Linked DNA regions of Mus musculus: region 2 is linked to region 1. Evidence: chromatin loops called from intact Hi-C (ENCODE). Cell type or tissue: heart. All regions are shown on one strand. Each heading gives the region's core, and the rest is flanking DNA. Links, peaks and the distances in the headings are about the cores only.

Region 1 (5,372 bases), core at 236-5,235:
TTGCAGTGTAAAAGAGAGCCAGTGTGGGGATTTGAATGAGAACGGCCTCCTCCCAGGAACTCCAATGAGATGCTTTCTTTTATAATTCGGTCACTGTGTTTTGTCATAGCAATAAAAACCGCTAACTAGTAAAGGCATTGTCCAAGTCCATCAGTGGAAATGCTACGTTGATAGGCTCAAGTAAAGCAGGAAAGTCTCTGCTGGGTTTCGGTTTCAGACTCCACTCAGTAACATTCTTACCTCTGGTGCCACTCAGTAACATTCTTACCTCTGGTGCCACTCAGTAACATTCTTACCTCTGGCGCCACTCAGTAACATTCTTACCTCTGGAGTCACTCAGTAACATTCTTACCTCTGGTGTCACTCAGTAACATTCTTACCTCTGGTGTCACTCAGTAACATTCTTACCTCTGGTGCCACTCAGTAACATTCTTACCTCTGGTGCCACTCAGTAACATTCTTACCTCTGGTGCCACTCAGTAACATTCTTATCTCTGGACTGCTGGGAGCTTGTTAATACGAGCCAAGGAGTTTCCTCATGGAAGTGACAGGAATGTTAGGTTAGGAGAGGTGGCAGCGAGTAGAGGTTTTTGGTTTTTGGTTTTTGTTTTGTTTTGTTTGTTTGTTTGTTTGTTTTTTGCTTTTCAAGACAGGGTTTCTCTGTGTAGCCCTGGCTGTCCTGGAACTCACTCTGTAGAACAGGATGGCTTCGAACTCAGAAATTCATCTGCCTCTGCCCCAAGTGCTGGGATTAAAGGCATTCGGCACCACTGCCTGGCTCTTCCCAAGCTTTCTTAGGAGAGGGAACCTTGACAACCATGGGGGTGATGAGGCCTGGAGCCGGGGGAGCAACCAGGAGGGATGACATGGCTGGGCCTTCAGTAAGAGAGATAGCTCAAAGGAGAGAAACATGACAGAGAAACCTAAAGAGGGAGAAGTTGGACAGGAGGGAGAGAGAGACGGAGGGAGCCACAGGGTTTGCTATCTAACACAACTGCCACCACTTTCAGGCTTGCATTAATATCTTCCTGTGAGGAAGAACAGTGTGTCTACCCTGGAGACTGCCAAAGCAGGACACTGCCTCGCCAGTCTCTTGACACTGAGCCACAGCTGGAAGGGCTGCTGAGAATCAGAACTCCAGGTCCCCAGTCCTGCCTACCCTGCTTTCTGCGGGAGAGGGGAGGCTGCCATGTGGTGAGATGAACCTAGACTACCACCTCAGCACTTTCATCCAGAAAACAACCACTCAGAACACCAATGCACACAACAGGCAAATCCAGCTGAGGGTAAGTGGTTGTATGGAAGGGTTAGGATCATTGTAGTCCCTAAGCCAGGTGCCACAAAAGTTACCGAAGCTGTAGCCGGCCTCTCCTACCTGCCCCAGCCTACAGCCTTGGTAAGATGCCCCAAAAGGAGCTGTCAAAATGGTGGCACCACAATACCTCAGCCTGCAGCTGTCACAACAGCGATCCATGGTAGCACATCTCCTTTCCTGCCTCAGCCTACGCCCTTTGTGAAACACCACTGGTAGTGGCAGGGGTGGGGTCTGTCCAGAGACAATGGGAGGCTAGCAAAGGGTCCCGCCAGCTCAAGTATGCACCCACATGGTTGGCAAGCACAGCTCTGCCTGAAGAGGGTGTCTGTCAGGTTCTCCACTTCTTCCTTCTGCAAGGAACTCCACTCCTCAAAGCACAGGGTATCCTTGTGTCTCCGGGGAGTAGACATAGCATGGTGGGGTTCCCTGGGTTCCCTGAGGATACTTCTAGTTCCCTCCTGGTTCTATGGCCAAAATACAGATTGCATCTGATCCTGCCGTGTTTATGAGGGCAGCTCTTGGGGGACACAGGCAAGATTTAGATGTTCAGAAAACAGCCTCGAGCCTGTAGTGTACAACCTGGGCCACGAGGCCTTAGGTTCCCTCCACAAATCACTGACATCATGTCAGGGGGTACAGTCTAGGTTGCTATCTTTGGAATAGTATCTCTGGAAAAATTTCCCATGTCTCACAGTAGGGCAATGGACCACACGGACTTGGAGGAGGCGGGGCTTCTTAAACAGGAAGTGGGTACCTGCTGACCAATCCTCCTTAAGGGCTTTCTGGTGACTGCTTTGGTAGTGTCCCAGAAGGTGGACCCGATAATAATAGGGAACAGTGCTACATAAATCATGAGAACAGAAGCTGAGACTTACCAGGATGAAGAATAGGTCTATAGTGTATGTCCACTGTGATTTATAATAACCGATAGTGTTCACCTCACTCCCTATTTCTACTTAACAGCAGTCATAAAAACTCAAAAACGTATACAAAAAATGTCAGACTAAAGATGATGAGGGGCAGTTTTCAGTCCTTGGAGTTTTCTAAAGCCACATGCAAATCTCAGTGCTGTCCTGAGATGCCCAGTCATCCAGAGACCCCTGAGCATGCTCAGATGGGGGCCACTGCAGAAGAGGAAGACTGCCCCGCGGAAAGATGCTGATGCGAGCATATCCATAACAAGGAGCAGGTACATGGAGCCTCAGAAGTGCCACCCTGTACTGACCCTGTACGGAGGCTAGAACACTCGACACTCAGGTTTTGCTCTTTCTGGGGGATGGTGCCAGGTGTGCTTTCTAAAACACCTGGCCATTTCTTCGGGCACATGACAGAGGAACTAAAAGGCTTCAGTCACCTGCAGAATGTCACCATCTGGAAGCAGGAACCAAACAAAGTTCCTGTGTGTCCCTGTGCTCCAGTAAAAGAATCCAGATAGAAATCTGGGATGGGGAAGTAGCTAGAAATGTCCGCCAGGGGGCGCGCAACCAGCCAGCAAGCCTCTTCCCTGAGGGATCTGAACCAATCTGCAGACACGAGAAAGCCTGGCCTGGTTCCCCTCGCACAGATCATTGCCTTTCTGAGCCTGTGGGAGAGGCTATCTGTCTCAGGCCGCTGGCGTCTCCCGGAAGCATGGCCTGCCAGGCACGACCCAGGCAACAGAAGGCACAGCTAGACAGCTAGATTTGACATGCCCCTCAAGGCTCCCGGACCACACAGGAGCCAGGTAGAATGTCTGAAGCTACCTACAGGAAGGAGGACAGGCGGAGAGGAGTGACTGGTAGGTAACAAGGAAACAAGGGGAGGGGGTGAGTACTTCTGGGTATATGCACTGGGTGAAGCATATTTAGATTACAAGTCTGGATCAGCATGTGTTTGATTAAGGTACACTTAAGGTTTATAAATTCCCAAGGTTATAAAGGTCTACTCAGGCTAACAGAAAATGACTTTAAAAATGTGTGTCTAACTACTTATGTCTTTGCTGATGGAGTTCAATGCCAGGCCTCTAAAATTTTAGATAAGGATAAGGTATGTTTGATAAATACGGTTTAAGGAGTCCTAAGGTCTATTCAGGCTGGTAAAAACTAACTTGAAAATATATGTATAGCCTCTTTGCCTTTGCTAACTTTGTTAAGCTTTAGATACTTAAATTTAGTTTAGAAGAAAGTGGGATATTCTATATGGTGCACTGTAAAAGGATCTATGGCTCCTCGTGCCCTCTTCGTGCCCTCTTCTGGGGTGTCTGCATGCCACCCCCAGGGCGGACAGGACCGGGCAAAGTCTGAAACAGGTGGGGTCTGCAGTCCTCTTCCTCCACTGCCTGGCAGGCCAGAAGGTAGACGTGGATCCCAGGACATGCAGGATCCCAGGACAAACAGGATCCAGGTCTGGTTTGGAGCAACTGCTAGGGGAAGAGGGGCATGGGGAGGGGAGAGAAGGCCTCCAAGAACCTTAGTGCTATAGGTCATTCAGGCTAAGGCCTTCTCCAACGTCTTTAATGATGCAGGTTTCTGAGATGGTCTTAGCTCATTTTATCTTGTCCATATTTCTTTATTCTGGGTGAACCAAGGGTTATATAGTTTGGGGAAGGGTGTGAGGATATTCAGGGAGGGAAATCGTCAGCAGTGGCTGAAGGCTAAGACCTCTGAGATGCCTCATTTGCCAGGGGAATTCCAGAATTCTATGTGACTGGCTACTTGTGACCACCTGGTTGGAGGTCTCTAGGTTATGTGCTCTGAGGCAGGCACAGAAATAGGGAGGGCGTTAGCCCTACTCCGACCAGTCCCAGAATGAGATTCTAATCTGAATTTTTAGATTCCCAGGGCTTGGACATAGTCTACCTCACCGTTCCATGCCAATTCTTCTGGTGGCATGGTCCACGTGCCCTACAAGAATCAGGAAAGCAAGGCTCTCAGTCTCTCTGTGGGCTGTACTTGTGGTTTAAGAGTTTATTTTGGTGCTAGAGGATCTTGATTTAAATCTTCAACTTAAATTTTTTAAGGCTAAAACTTAACAGGGATAAAACTGTGGAATCCTAATCTTGTAAACAAGAAGCTGCCAACTTGCCGGTCTCGGTTAGGGTTTTATCGCTGTTAAGAGACACGGTAACCACAGCAACTCCTATAAGGGAAGGAACGCATTTGATTGGAGCTGGAGTTTCAGAGGTTTTTGTCCATTATCATCGTGGCAGGAGGTGTGGAGGACCACATTTGGTTCTGAAGAAGGAGCTGAGAGCTCTACATCTTGTTCTGAATCAAAGTAGACCTAGCTAGAGCATCTGATGTCAAAGCCTGCCCATGCAGTGGCACACACTTCCTCCAACAAGGCCACACCTAACAGTGCCTCTCCCTATGGGCCAAGCATTCAAACACGAGCGTCTACGGGAACCATTCCTACTTAAACCACCACAGCTTTGTAAACGGTTAAGGACAATAAGACAAGCAAGTTAGTAGTCAGCCACCTTACACACAATCACATTCTTCAATGTGCTCAGGACTTTGTTTGTAGCCATGCTGAGTACAAACGTAGTTCATTTACAGGGACAAGCCTTCTTTAGCTTTCTGTTTATGCTACCAAGGTTAAGCCTGAAGCAACTAACTAAAAACAAACAAGTTTTGTTTAAAACCAGATATACCTAATCTTACATGATGGCCCTCAACATCCTCAGAGACCTGTTGAATAATGCAAAAGCTTCCCGAGATAGACAGAACTGCTAGCTTCTAGAGTTAGTCCTAAGGTATTCTCCAAAGAATAGAACAGGGCCCAGACAACCCACCCGGATAGTGATAATACTAACCACTGGGCAGAGAACTGCCCCACACCTCACCCACTGCTCGGACTCTGCTCAAACTGTGGACAAGCTGCACACTGGAGAACTGACTGCCCCCCTTTTGTCTCACCGAGGTAGGCCCTGACTTCTGAACCTAGTGATACTCTCAGCACCGTCATGGAGGATCCTAGGATAACCATTCAGGTAGCGGGTAAGTTTCATTGGTAGGGAGGCCATTGCATTATAGTTTATCCTTTTTTATCCCATTTATCCTTCTCAGATCTCTGACGA
Region 2 (5,372 bases), core at 53-5,052, 120 kb after region 1:
TATCAGCAAGGAATCAAGGGAGCTAGAGTGGTCCTAGCTTAGAATCTCATGCAGGACCAACTCCTAGACAGACCCAAAGTCTGAGGCCTGAGCCTGTGTTCAGAAGCATTTGGGCTCTAATGTGGTCATCAATTGTCATGGATGTTATCGACACAGGCAAGGCTTACCCAATCACACACACGGACTTCTGGCCAGCCCCCATAGCAGTACCGGTACCGCACAGGCGGGACTCCAAGCTGATTTCAGTGGGAGGTGCACCTCCTCCGAGACCCCTGTAGTCCAGGTAGTGGCACTGAGTGTCATTCAGATCCCTGACTCAGATCTAGATCTCATGCCTCCAGAGAGCACCCATGGGTGCTGAAGCAGCTTGGACCTCAGCTAGCGAAGGCTTCCCCCAGCCCTGCCTGCCCTCAGTGCCACTGTCATACGTGTGTGTGACTGTGTGTGCAGCTGTAACACATTCATGTGTATAGATGTACGTGACACATTTGTGTTTGGTGTGTGCGCATTGCATATGGGTGTGTATGAAGCATGTCTGTGCACATGCACTTCTGCCTGTAGGTGGAGGTTTCCCCAAGGATGGACCGAAGAAGGACATTGTGCTTGAAACCTTGCGTCATCTTGTGTGAGAACTGACTGCCAAGTGGGCAGGGCCAAGGCTGACCCTCCACCAAATCTGTGCCCAGAGCAGGTTTTCAGGAAACCAAAGGCAGGGAGTACCCCAAGTCTAGGCACAAAGGATGAGCCTTTGTTTCATGAGCAACAGCGAGAGCCAAGACCCCCTAGGACTGGACCTGGCTTTAGAGCTGCCAGCTCAGCAGGGAAGTGTAGCCAGAGAAGTGTGTGCCTGCTAAGGACTAAGGCAGTAGGTAACCCTGGGCCTGGAGAACACATGCATCTCCTGCCCCAGGTGGAGCTCCATTTAACAAGGAGAAACTGAGGCTCTGGCCAAGACTTCAAGAATTTCAGCTTGTCTCTGGAAGGTGTACTTAGTGACCACAGTGGGAATGCTGACACTGAATCTCCAGTGAGGACCAGAGGGCCCGGAGGACCCTTGCCCACAGCAATGTTTAAGGCATGATGCTTGTTCCGCATGAAGATGAGCGGGGAGACACCAAAGGGGGTTTTATGGGAAGAAATCTAAGTGTGGTGCATGGTATGGCCCTGGCAGGGTCATGTCTCCCCTTGCCCCTTTTATGTGAGACTTCAGCCGCTCTGTGTGGGAGGTCCTGTTATGCTTGTCTCTATCTCTGCCCTGCCCCTTCACACTCCTCTTGTGAATGAAGAGATGAGCTCCTGTCACCTAGGCCCACGTGGGAAAGGAAAAGCTGTCAGTTCCTTGATCCCTGTCATGTCTCTTGTTCACCTCATCCTGCTAGGGCTCTCTGGGGAAAAAAATATCCTTCTAGCGGAGAAGGGTCAGGTGAGTGAGGAGGGGGTCCATCGGAAGCAGAAGCCTTACACAGGAACAGAGGCTGCCATCGTGAGGAGCCTGGGCACCCTACCACAGCTGGGCTCAGGGAGAACAGGGGCAGGGAGAAACCAAGACAGAGAGGGAACATGCATCAGGTCTATAGGGGCTCTGAGAAGATGTAACATGTGCCAAATTCCTGCCATCCTGGTTCCATGAGAGGGTACCACAGCCCATCCAAGGCTCCCAGCCTCCTCTGTTCCTTATTATGTGTCAGAGTCCACAGGTCATGCTGTGGCCACGTCTATACTGTCCTAACCAGAAAAGATCTTTTGCCATTCACACAGAGTCTGGGCCCCAGGGATAGGTCATGGGAAACTGTTAGGGCTCAAATCATATGATTTTCCACAGCTGAGCCCATAGCCCATGCCTACCTTCGACACTATGTGCCTCAGTTTACCCTCTCTTCCTCTTAGAGCCTGTGAGCAAATGGACAAGAGATGATCTAATCTAGAATTTGCTCCATTTTCCTGGGGCTGGGGGCACCCTTCCCATAAAGCTGTCACTGTAGCGTTGCCATCCCCAACAGCAGTGCGCCCCCTGGTGGAGATGTGATAAGCCAAACAACATCCTGTTTCTTCAAGGTGTTTGATGCGAAGTCAAACTGAGTCTCATTCAGTCTTGCTGCCCAAGCGTTCCTGTTGTGTTCTCTATGGATTGCTGTGCGTGTTCCTGCTGTCCTTCCTGTTTGTTCTCCTGAGATTTGGGGGCAGAGCTGCACGAGTGCTGGTTTGTGAACGTATTGGACGTCAAGCTCATGGGCCTGAGCTGCACTGTAAGATACACACTCCTTTCCACTGTTAGACTATACAAGGAGGAATGCTGGGCTTCAGACCTATCTGGGCTAAGGCCTAGCCTGGATGCCCCAGTGCACATAGTTTAAGTCCCTCAGACAAAAGCCCTGTCCTGTAGTTGTTACAGACCCAGCTGGGCACAAAGGTGCTGCTTGGATCTGGGATGGGCTATTAGGAGACTCTGACAGAAGTTCTGATTCCCCTGGAGACCCTGCCCTTGCCCATCCCAGACTAGAGGTGGCTCTCTGAGTGACAGCAATTAGTGCCAAGGCTGGCAATGAGGAGCCTGCACACACCCCCAAAGCACCTGACATTGCACAGCTCTGGGGGCTGGGGGAGGGCGCTGTGCTCTGGCTGTGGCTAAGGCGCCTGGAATCATCTTCTTTTTGCTGTAAAAATGGAAACATCCCCTATGTGAGACACAAGCTGGCGAGGAGAACGCCACTGTGAAATCACACCCACAGCAGGGCGGGAGGTGGCTGGGGTGCTGGGCCTGCCAGGAAAGGAGGGCCTTGCGCACAAGGCGGGGAGGGGTGCAGGGGCGAGGTGCAGTCCCTCAGCCAGACAACCCCACTAGAACATGGGCCAAGCCCTCCCTGCCTTGATCCCCTCTTTTCCCAAAACAGCAACAGAGCTGGCTACATCCGGCTTCCCACTCCCACCCAGAGATGCTGGAATAGCTGTAAGGGGGGTGGATTGGGGTGCAGTGCCGGGGGCTGTCTAAGTCGAAGAGAGACAACAGTTCTCCTCAATGGAAAGGCATCAGGGGCATGGCTAGGTGGGCCCAGACTTTTGCTGTCAGGAAGGGTAAGATGTTTCTCTAGAAGTTACAATCCTCCCCACCCTCTATCGCCCCCACCCTTACATTCTTTCAGGCTGCCATGGGAGATGCCTCAGTACCAAATATCCAAGCCTCATGCACACAGGATCCCGATGTGTCATCCACTTCTCCCAACAATCAAACTAGCTCGGGACTGCCCATCCCCGCTGGAGATCAAACTTGCCCTGTTTTCCTGGCTGGGGCCCTCCTCCTAGGCACTGCTCAGCCGCAGCTCGGCACATTGGATCTGAAATCTTCATGGAACTGCAAACAGCCCTGCACACCCACGGGTGTGAGGAACACGTGCCGTGCATGTGAAACACCAGCATCCTGTGAGCTGTTCTCACCTCCAGGCTTACAAGGACACAGCACAGAGCCCACGTGCTGTGGCTACAGTGGACACCGACCAGCAGAGAGGTCAGGGCCTGCAGAAGATTATGGTTGCAAATTCTGTGGGGTGCATTTCATAAGCAACATGTAATTTTCACTCCGGTTACTGACTCAGTAAAGTTGCAGGCTACCATAAAGTATCTTGTCCTCTACCCCCAGAGCTCCAGTCTAGTCCCTGAGCTAGGAATGACCTTTCCAGAATGTCCAAGATTCCAGTCTGAGGACCTTGCCTGACTGCCCTGGATAGAGGTATATATAAAGAGGCCATGAATTTGAGAAAGAAGGTGGAATATATGGGGAAGCAGAAGCGAGGAAAGGGAGGGGGAAATGATGTAATTATATCATAATTTAAAAAAATAAAAAACTGCCCCGGGTTCAGCAAGCATTCCCAGGCCAACTGCACAGAGCCAACGGTAGAGCTTCTTCGCTGCTAAGCCCACACACCTTCACAAATGTGCACATTCAAATATCTGCACACACACATAACACTCAGATACATGTCCCCACATGTGCACAAGCACTCAACATATGCTCATGCAGTTGCGTGATCATATACACTTGTGTGTCCATCAAAGTATGTATCTCCTAACACACTCTCACAGATACACCTGTAATTTCACCCTGGTACACTCACGATACACGGACTGCCCACTCACATGCTCTCCTGGTTACTCACATTCACTCATAAGACCACTCATATGCTTTCACATGACTACCCCACCTTCTCACACACCCACATATGTACCAGCACTAACAGTCACACATACGCATACTCACAATTCTCGCACTCACGCGTACTTGCACATTCTGTTTTCTCATTTGCACAGATCCCTCGCTGACATTCAGAGGCCATGCCCTTGCCTGTTGCTGCTGCCAAACGCCTCCTCCTACAAGGTCAGGCCACTGCTCTGGACCCTTCCCTGCACCCTATGATACAAACCTGCTTTACTATCTAAAGGACCCTTGAGCTGATCCAAGAACAGGAGGAAGATAGCTGACCAGTGTTCTGCTCTGCTGCCTAGTTACCCAATGCTGCAGCGACTGGGCTCCAAGGAGCTGGGCCCTCAGCAGCCCTCCCTTGCTGGGGCCCCAGTGGAGTGGGACATGGAGGTGGACATGGAGTGGGAGTCATGGAGGACAGCCACACAGCAACGGGAACCAGAGCTTGGGGTCTGGCTGGTCCTGAGCACATTTTTGGTTCAGGAGGATGACAAGACACAAGCTAGAAAGGTTTCAAGGTGGGTTCTACTGTGGAAGGAAAGAAATAAGCCAGCAGTAATGTCCCCTCCGACAGGAAACTCATCCCTGAGATTTCCACAGGACTGGAAAGTATATAGCGGTGACCTCATTAAGAGGGGCTTCATGGAGCAATCCAGGCCAGGCATCCAGATGGACAGGGGCTGATATAGATGGAGGATACGGCTTGGGCTCTCTGAAAACGTTTCTCTGGAGATCTTTCTCCCAACCTCTGGCTCCAGCTGGCAAAACTGAGTACTTAGAACTATGATTGGTCCCTGGGACCCCAACACCAGAGCCAGACAAAGGAGTTCATCAGGCAGGTTTCCTGGTTATCCAGTGGAGGGACCTGCAGACCCTCACAGACTTCAGGCATCATCAGAACGTCCAGTGAGGCCAGGCAGGGGAAGACTGTCCATTCTTACCCTCTGCCTCATTGGCCTCACAGGCAGCTTAGGAGAAGAGGATTCCTACAAAGGTCAGGAAGAGGAAGGGAAGGAAGTTACTTGATCTATAGCCAGTGCATTCACCAATGCCCACAAGCTTCAGTCACAGAGCACTGGATGGTTGGCATTGCTGGCTGCCAGCTTCATGTGACCTGGACGGTTGCTGGACCCAAGCTCTCTCGAGGGAGGCATGAGCCTGCTGGCTGGCTTGCAGA

Evidence for each region. Hi-C counts contacts between places; a loop is a spot of excess contacts. Peaks named below come from ENCODE experiments on the same cell type or tissue, not always from the same donor. Only the 100,000 strongest peaks of a DNase experiment are listed, where the experiment ranks them.
Region 2: a loop joins it to region 1, with 8 times the contacts of the local background. A loop is called at or near these places in 6 of 42 quality-filtered maps.

The regions. Positions count from the first base shown.
Region 1 is chr16:18,050,030-18,055,401 of GRCm38, forward strand. It overlaps a transcript of Dgcr6 not described here. Among named protein-coding and RNA genes, the nearest start is that of Dgcr6, 14 kb to the right of the region's middle. In heart, for the core only: a CTCF peak has its summit at 2,783 (motif pointing right); a DNase peak (open chromatin) is centred at 2,862; H3K4me3 peaks cover 281 bases; H3K27ac peaks cover 196 bases; H3K27me3 peaks cover 612 bases.
Region 2 is chr16:18,170,697-18,176,068 of GRCm38, forward strand. Gm34679 (a long non-coding RNA gene) reads left to right here. Exons shown (of 4, transcript XR_875940.2): 3 at 2,056-2,246; 4 at 3,141-3,652. Among named protein-coding and RNA genes, the nearest start is that of Gm34679, 3.9 kb to the left of the region's middle. In heart, for the core only: a CTCF peak has its summit at 2,013 (motif pointing left); no DNase peak of the experiment used is centred there; H3K27me3 peaks cover 2,643 bases.